Linked DNA regions of Homo sapiens: region 1 is linked to region 2. The links are chromatin loops, found by intact Hi-C in ENCODE. Cell type or tissue: right lobe of liver. All regions are shown on one strand. Links, peaks and the distances in the headings refer to the core of each region. The heading gives the core; the rest is flanking DNA. Region 1 overlaps LINC01983 (long intergenic non-protein coding RNA 1983). Region 2 overlaps MUC4 (mucin 4, cell surface associated).

Region 1 (4,384 bases), core at 276-4,275, 75 kb after region 2:
AAGGAAGACAAAGCCAGATCTAGCAAATAAAAATAGAGAATATCCAGTTAAATGTTACTTTCATATAAACAGTAGATGATTTTTTTAAGTATTATAATCACATACAAGATTTGGGAACCCTTATACTAAAGAAGATTTGTCATTTATGTGAAATTCAATGTGGCTGAAGATCCTGTATTTTATCCGGTAATCCATGCAGTAGCAGGAGGGGGAGGCTCCGTTGGGGGGCAGCAGGGTTGCGGGTTGGGGGAGAGACTGCCTGCCTCTTGGCGACAGGCAGCAGCTGGCCATGCAGCATGGCCAGTGGCCTGGAGATCACAGTCAGAGCTCTCCAGCAGGCGGGTGCCTCACGGAGATGGGGCATGGGGGCAGAAATCAAAGAGAAACGCCACATCTCACACTGGGATTGACGCAGGGACAGAGGACGAAGCAGAAATGCCTTGTGGGATGTGCAGCCCAAGAAGCCACAGGCAGGACATGGGAGCCGGAGGCGGCACGAGAGCGTCACCCGCACCAAAGGATTCTCGGGGTCTCGGGACTTGGGAGCCGGAGGCGGCACGAGAGCGTCACCCGCATCAAAAGATTCTCGGGGTCTCGGGACTTGGGAGCCGGAGGCGGCACGAGAGCGTCACCCGCATCAAAAGATTCTCGGGGTCTCGGGACTTGGGAGCCGGAGGTGGCACAAGAGCGTCACCCCCACCGAAGGATTCTTGGGGTCTTGGGAGAACCTTGTACTTGACGAGGGAGGCGGAACGGGCTTGATCCATTCTTATGTCTAGGCCCCATGGAAAGAATGACTCCAGTTGGCATTTGTGTTGTATGTTTGTATACACACACACACACACACACACACGTACATATGGATCTGTGTGTGATCTGGTCCATTGGTCTATGTTGGTTTTACGAGTCTAACTCTCGGAATCCTAGTGATACCTTATTGTTATCCTTGTTACCATCATAAAAGGGACCTCAGGGTCCAGTGATGTAGTGTGTAGTTATGTATACTGCTTTAGAAACATGAAGAAACTCAGGTCTGGGCCAGGCACAGTGGCTCACACCTGTAATCCCAGCACTTTGGGAGGCTGAAGCGGGCAGACCGCCTGAGGTCAGGAGTTTGAGACCAGCCTGGCCAACATGGTGAAACCTCGTCTCTACTAAAAATACAAAAATTAGCTGGGTGTGGTGGCACATGCCTGTAATCCCAGCTACTCGGGAGGCTGAGGCAAGAGAATCACTTGAATCCAGGAGACGGAGGTTGCAGTGAGACGAGATCACCACTGCCCTCCAGCCTGGGTGACAGAGTAAGACTCTGTCTCAAAAAATAATAAGTAAAAATAAAAATAATAAATAAATAAAAATAAACTGAGGTCTGGAGGCGTGAAATGGCTTGTCCAGAGCCACACAGCAGAGCCGAAACAAGAACCCCTGCAGTGACCACAGCTGTTTCTGCCGTTCTAACTTCTCTCTCCACATTCAAATGAGTTAACATCTGTGTGTGTTTCCCCGTCTGTAAAATGGGAACCACAGGAGTCTCTCACAGGGTGGCTGCAGGATTAACTCAAACTGTACGTGATTAGAAGGTGTGTCCCACAGGTGGGTGTTCAGTAAGAGCTGGTTGTTTTGACTATTATGTTTACACCTGTGTTTTTTCAGTCTGAAAAGCTGAAGGCATGACAGGATTAGAAGTGAATGAAAAGATGTATTGAGAGAACACCCATGAAAGGAGGAGGGTCTGTCAGTCATCTGCTGCTGCCTAACAAATGACTCCAAAACTGAGTGGCTTCAAACAACAAACGAGTATTTCACGCAGCAGCACACTGCTCCCCTCCCCATGCTCCCTAAGTGGGCCGAGGAAGCTGTTCTTTATTTCTGTTTCTTGATTTCAACAGATGCAGAAAAAGAGGAGCTGTTCTTTGAAAGACAGCATGGGTGGTGCAGAGGATTTGGGGCTCAGGGAGAAGTGAGACCAAGGAAGTCACAAACAAGTAATTTTCTTTTCCATCAGCTCATGTTTGCTAAGCTGCAGCCTGTCTCTGTCGTGCCGGTGTCCCCAGCGGGAGCCGGCCCTGGAGGGAGGCAGGTATTGAGGAAGGCGTCACGCAGCAGGTGGCCCCTCCGCGGAGTTTTTCAAGATGGTAGAAATTAGGCAGGCCAAGAAAGGAAAGGGGTCTCTGGCAGACGGAGATGAAGCAAACATCCAGCTGTCTCCCTCCTCCCCTCGCCCTTCAGCGGGAGAGATCTGGTCCTCCAAGCGGCCCCGGCCAGCCCTGGGTGGACTGTTAGTTCATCACTGCAGTTGGTTGGCTGGACGCTGAAGTTCCAGGAAGGTTTCTGGGCCTGACCCTGGCTCCCTGCCTTGTCGGGTTCCCATCTGGAGGGCATGAGCAGGAGTGACGCTGGCCAATCAATCAGATCTTCAGATGCGAGTGGATATTGAAGGCTGGTAGGACCGGAATAGGTGGAGGAGGAGCCCAGTGGTGGACGAAAGGGCCAGGACACACTGTCCTCTCCCCTGCCCTCATCTGCCCTCCCTGTCAGGAGCTGCTTCCCCTGTCTGCTCCCCTCCTCCTGGGGAGGAGCTGGGGCCCAGAGCCCACACACTGTATGCAGGATTGCAGGACTGAGGCTGAGTGCAGGACTGCCGGCATGAGGCAGGGGTGGAAATGTCCAAAATACCTGCAGCTGGGAGACACATGCACGCGCTTTCTCCATTCTTCCCATTCTTACTTTAAAAAAAAGCAATATACAAATGTTTTTTAAAATCTGACATTAGAAAATCACATATATTAATTATATTTAATTTATAATTAAATGTATATATTTTTATATATTTAATTTATAATTAAATGTATATATTTTTATATATTTAATTTATAATTAAATGTATATATTTTTATATATTTAATTTATAATTAAATGTATATATTTAATTTATAATTAAATGTATATATTTTTATATATTTAATTTATAATTAAATGTATATATTTATATATACACTTAATTTATAATTAAATTTATATTTAATTTATAATTAAATTACATATATTAGGGCTAGGTGCAGTGGCTCACGCCCATAATTCCAGCACTTTGGGAGGCTGAGGTGGGTGGATCACTTGAGGTCAGGAGTTCAAGACCAGCCTGGCCAACATGGCGAAACCCCGTCTCTGCCAAAAAATACAAAAATTAGCTGGACATGGTGGCACGTGCCTGTAATCCTAGCTACTCCAGAGGCTGAGGCAGAAGAATTGCTTGAACCTGGGAGGCGGAGGTTGCAGTGAACCAAGATCACACCACTGCACTTCAGCCTGGGTGACAGAGCAAGACTCCATCTCAAAAAAAAATAGGCCGGGCACGGTGGCTCAAGCCTGTAATCCCAGCACTTTGGGAGGCCAAGGTGGGCGGATCCCCTGAGGTCAGGAGTTCGAGACCAGCCTGGCCAACATGGTGAAACCCCATCTGTACTAAAAATACAAAAATTAGCCAGGCGTGGTGTCAGGCGCCTGTAATCCCAGCTACTCAGGAGGCCGAGGCAGGAGAATCGCTTGAACCTGGGAGGCAGAGGTTGCAGTGAGCCGAGATTGAGCCATCGCACTCCAGCCTGGGGGACAAGAGCGAGACTTCATCTCAAAAAAAAAAAAAAAAAAAAGAAAAAGAAAAAGAAAGAAAGAAAGAAATAATAAAATAAAATCACATATATTAGAAAATCACATATAACCCTCCTTCTCCATAGTTAAACTTAATAATTTTTTGCTCCTAATTTTCTCATCTACATATATATTTTAATATAGCTGAAACCACACTGTAGATACAACTTTTTAGTCTGTTGTTTTACTTACTATATTAAGCATGTTTAATATTACTATGTATCTATAATTTTAAGGGAAGAGCTTCATCAAGTAGTTATACCATAATTTAACAAACTTTTCCCTTATTATTATTATTTTTTAGACAGCTCTTGTTGCCCAGGCTGGAATGCAATGGCGCAATCTCGGCTCACTGCAACCTCCAGCTCCTGGGTTCAAGCGATTCTCCTGCCTCAGCCTCCAGAGTAGCTGGGATTACAGGCATGCGCCATCACGCCCAGCTAATTTTGTACTTTTTTTGGTAGAGACGGGGGTTTCTCCATGTTGGTCAGGCTGGTCTCGAACTCCCAACCTCAGGTGATCCGCCCGCCTCAGCCTCTCAAAGTGCTAGGATTACAGGTGTGGGCCACCGCACCCAGCCAACTTTTCCCTTATTGTTGAATATTTAGATAGATTGTTTTTGCTTGGTTTGCTGGTTTCACTACTCTAAATATTTGCCATGGAAACTATGCCTACAGCTTTTCCCTCTCTTTTAGTATTTCCTTAGGATAGATTCCCAGAAGTAGTATTACTGCATCAA
Region 2 (4,384 bases), core at 98-4,097:
CCCGGCCCTGCACCGCCACGCACCCGGCCCTGCACCGCCACGCACCGGGCCCTGCACCGCCACGCACCGGGCCCTGCACCACAACGCACCCGGCCCTGCACCGCAAAGCACTCGGCGCGGCACCGCCACGCGCCCGGCCCTGCACCACAACGCACCCGGCCCTGCACCGCCACGCGCCCGGCCCTGCACCGCAACGCGGCTTCCCGCCCACCTCGCTGCTCCCGGTGCGGGGAGGGGGCGGCCGGCGCTCCCCAACCTACCTCCGCCGTCTTCATGGTCAGGCTGAAATGTCACAGTCTGGTTATCCAGCAGGACACGGATTGCGTCGTGAGGCTCAAGGAGCCATTGGACCTGGAAGGAGATGGGAGGGGGCCTGAGCCCGACCCGCAGGTGGAGCCGACGCCCAGGAAAGCAGCTGGGAGAGCCCCTGGGGCTGGAAGCTGCGCCCTGGGCCGGGAGGAAGGCGCTGGAGGCCGCGGCCTGAGGTGATGCCAGCCGCCGTCTACCGTGTGCTCGGCAGGGCCAGGCATGGTTTTCGGATTATGCCCTTTAGCTCTTACAACAGCCCGTGAGGCAGGTAATGTCATCCCCATTCTTACTAGGAGAAAACCAAATTAAGTAGTTTCTTCGAAGCCAAGCAGCTGGGAAACCGTGGGGCCAGAGCCCTAATCCACCATCCCCAGGATTTACTCCGGGACAGCTGCGTGGATGGGCTGTGTCCTCCCTCCCTCCTGCCCGGCTTCCCCTCCTTCGCTCTCTTCCTTCTCCTCGGCCTCAGTATGTGGCTGAAGGTCCCTGTGGGTGGAATGCAGGGAGGTTCCCGGCACCCCTCACTCACCGTGACGGGGCCCAGGCTGCTGGAGCGGTACTGAGCCGCAAAGGCGATGAAGTTGGTGGCCTGGGCTGAGCCAGTCTGGGCGGTGCGGCCCTGAAGCAGGAAGGAGGAGTTCCCGTCTTGGGCCCCGACCAGCAGGAAGTCCCCCAGCCCATTGAAGGTGTAACTGACACCATCCAAGGTGGTGATGTGGGGGTCCCCGAACATCCAGGCTGGAAGGAAAAAAGAGATGCTGCCTCAGCATGACAAATCATGTGTAGGGCTGAGGTTCCTCACTGCAGTCAGGTGCGGCACTTGTCCAGGAGGACTCAGGGTGAGGTTCCTCACTGCAGTCGACTGGGGCACTTGTCCGGGCGGACTCAGCTGGGGAGATGTTCACAGAGCACAGAATCCTCCCCTCAAGCCTCCTTGCATTTTCGTGCCCCGCTATTCTCACTCCTTCCCCAACTCAGGTACAAAGCCCCTCCACTGACCATCCACCCATCACTGGCGTCATCTCCATCTTCCCTTGTGGCCACAGCTCTGCCCCTACTCCTTATCCAGATGCCACCTCCCGGAAGCCCAGAAGCTCCCCCTCCCCAGAGGCTCTTCCTGGGCCTGGGCCCTGTCGCTCACCGGGCTGTGGGGGCCTGTATGTAGCACAGCCCACGTGGGGCCGCCTCTGCTGGTACAGGGCACAGAGGTAGGGCTTGTCATTCCAGCGGCAGCACCAGCTCTGTGGCTCCAGTTCCTGGGCTGCGGAGAACAGCAGTGAGTCGGGGAGGTTGAGGACCTGGAGAAGCTTGGCAGGGCAGGGTGGTGTTGGTTGAGAGCTTGGCAGGGCAGGGCGGTGTTGGTGGAGAGCTTGGCAGGGCAGGGCGGTGTTGGTGGAGAGCTTGGCAGGGCAGGGCGGTGTTGGTGGAGAGCTTGGTAGGGCAGGGCGGTGTTGGTGGCAAGAGCATGGCTTTGGAATCCAGCATGGCCCTTCTCATGACCTTGGGCAGTGAATAGGGTGCTGTCTCTTTTGCAGGCATTGGGGCCACTGTGCAGCAGGGCGCATGGTAGGAGCTAAGCAAATTTCCTGTCTTGAGGGTGGAGAGCCAAGTACTGCTGCTCTCAACGTGCTGGGAGTGGGGAGGGCACGGCTGACGGTCTGGGAACTGTGGAAACTGCCATGGGACGGGGGAGAGAACGGGAGGACACAGACCACGTGACCCCACACCCCTGCGCTCTCCAGCTCCCTTGGAGCGTCTCTGTGGGAGCTGACTCTCAGTCTTCCCCCAAACATCCTGCTCATCTGGGTCTACAGGGACGGGGTCAGCCTAGGCGCTCTCTTCTTGCCTGGAGAAATGGCCCCACTCTGGCCTGGGGATGTGGAGCCAGGTATAGAGATGAGGAAAGAGGCTCTCAGCTCATACATCCCCGAATGTCCGCTGGTGGGGATGTTGGAAGCTTCCTAACGTTACCCGATCAGGAAGTGGAGGCCCAGAGAGGGGAAGGGTCTGGGAAGGAATGAGGACGAGAGGCTTCATGCTGAGGGTCCCCTACTTGGCCGGGAAGGTGGGGTTGAGATCACGGACTCACGCACCCAACTGCCAAGGACGCTGCACGTGCCAGCCTTCACGAAACTCTCCCCAGGGCCCGTAGCTGCAGCACACGCCTCCTCGCCAAGAGGTGAAGCTGCACAGCTGCCTACTGCCGAGGCCCCAGCGACCTGAAACAAGTCCAGTCCCACTCAGGCCCAGGCTGGGGCTGCCAGGGGCGGGGTGGGAACAAGCAGGGGCTGTTTCTGGGGAGAGGCTGAGGGCGTGAGCAGAGAGGGTGGTGGGTGGGCTTGTGGGGGGCGGGAAGGAGGTGTCACCTATGCTGACGGGTTGGAATCGTAAGTCCCGTCGTCCCTGCTGCCAGGAACAAGGGCAGGAGACCTGGTTCCAGCCCCAGCTGGGCCACCGAGGCTGGCTCTTCAGCCACTGCAGGCACTCGAGACGGTAGTTGGGCCTTTCTTCCCGGTGTAGCCTGTAGAACTGCAGCCCTTGGAGGCCTGAGGTCGGGGATGGGGGGGAAAGGGCTTATCCAGGGCTGGGGCTGCAGGCCCTGTCTCAGCTTTAGGGTCAACCAAAACTCACAAATGCACCCCCTCCTGCCACTTCTCACCTCTTTGGACCCAAGTCAGATGGGCAACAATTCCTCCCCCAAAGCCCCTCGCTTGACTTAGCGTCTGCTTCTGACGACCAAACGTGGTTGCCACAGAACAAATAGAACTGGATTTACACTTCACAGTTCACGTGGCTGGTTTCTAAGGCTAAAATGTCCTTCAACCTATCACATTTTGGAAACTATTATTTCTTTCCCATTGGGGCCTCTGGACTGAGTCATGGAGAAGGCGCCATTGTTTGCCTCTTGACGCTTGTCTTTCTACCCGCATGAAAGCTCTTTGAGAGAAAACACAGTTGGTCTTTTTCCTTTGTTTCTGGCTGTTAGCACGGTGTCCAGCACACGGCAGGTGCCCAGTAAATGATGACAATGAACGTGAGACCCCCGGGCCTCTTCTTGGTGGATTCTCTCTTTTTGAGATGGAGTCTCACTCTGTCACCCAGGCTGGAGTGCAGTGGCGCGATCTCGGCTCGCTGCAACCTCCACCTCCCAGGTTCAAACAATTCTCCTGCCTCAACCTATTGAGTAGCTGGAATTACAGGTGTGCACCACAACGTCTGGCTAATTTTTGTATTTTTAGTAGAGACAGAATTTCACCATGTTGGCCAGGCTGGTCTCGAACTCCTGATCTCAAGTGATCCGCCCACCTCAGCCTCCCAAAATGCTGGGATTACAGGTGTGAGCCATGGCGCCCAGCCGGTAGATTTTCTTAAAGGATCTCACCTGGGTTCTCATTCCTGCTCTGGACAGGACACTTGGAGTATTGTCTGAACTGCCCATTCAAATCCCACCTCCCACAAGACCCTGTCCTCACTTCCAGGATCTGGGCCCCCCGAGAGCCCTCTTGGGCTGGTTCATCTGAGGGAGGAGATGTAGCCCCCTCTGAGACTGTGCTGTGTCCAGGGGTGCAGGAGGTGCCAGCTGCTCCCTGGGTGGTGCCACATCCCACCTAGACCTGTAGGAGGTTGAACTGTGTGGGGGAGGCCCTTCAGGATGGCCGTGATGTTAGGGAGGTGCCCTCTAGGACTGCGATGGTGTATGGGCTGGAGGACACGCGAGGGCTTGAGACCAGCTCAGGTGTGATAAGGTGGCACTTTTACCTGAGTTGGAATTCAGGAATCTATCAGGGCGATACCTCTCCCACACTGGCTGGGACATCAGTGGGCTGTTTTCGAAATAGCCATCTCCACTGCAGGAAAGGAGAGACTCTCAGGCCTCTGCCGTGCACAGGCTCTTGCCTCGCGGTTGCAAGGCGTCCATTCATCCCGCTAGCCGGTCAGCAGCTGGTCAACCAGCTAGGCGGGCAGTGGGTCAGTGGGTCAGCCAGCCCCCATCGTCAAGCCCCAGCACTGAGCAGGAGAGGGGACAAGATGGCTGGGCAGAGGTAGGAGGCTCTAACCGATTCCACATCTGATC

Evidence for each region. Hi-C counts contacts between places; a loop is a spot of excess contacts. Peaks named below come from ENCODE experiments on the same cell type or tissue, not always from the same donor. Only the 100,000 strongest peaks of a DNase experiment are listed, where the experiment ranks them.
Region 1: it touches region 2 in a loop (2.1-fold over the local background); 1 of 110 quality-filtered maps calls a loop at or near these places.

What each region holds. Positions count from the first base shown.
Region 1 is chr3:195,837,392-195,841,775 of GRCh38, forward strand. The region is part of intron 1 of LINC01983 (long intergenic non-protein coding RNA 1983); the gene reads right to left. It overlaps LOC107984010 (a long non-coding RNA gene), which reads right to left. Exons shown (of 2, transcript XR_924880.3): 2 at 1,801-2,726. Among named protein-coding and RNA genes, the nearest start is that of LINC01983, 21 kb to the right of the region's middle. In right lobe of liver, for the core only: no CTCF peak of the experiment used is centred there; a DNase peak (open chromatin) is centred at 2,346.
Region 2 is chr3:195,762,595-195,766,978 of GRCh38, forward strand. MUC4 (mucin 4, cell surface associated) reads right to left here. Exons shown (of 25, transcript NM_018406.7): 8 at 4,069-4,157; 9 at 2,676-2,855; 10 at 2,403-2,528; 11 at 1,451-1,570; 12 at 839-1,047; 13 at 261-351. Among named protein-coding and RNA genes, the nearest start is that of MUC20, 44 kb to the left of the region's middle. RefSeq lists an enhancer at 1-57. In right lobe of liver, for the core only: no CTCF peak of the experiment used is centred there; no DNase peak of the experiment used is centred there.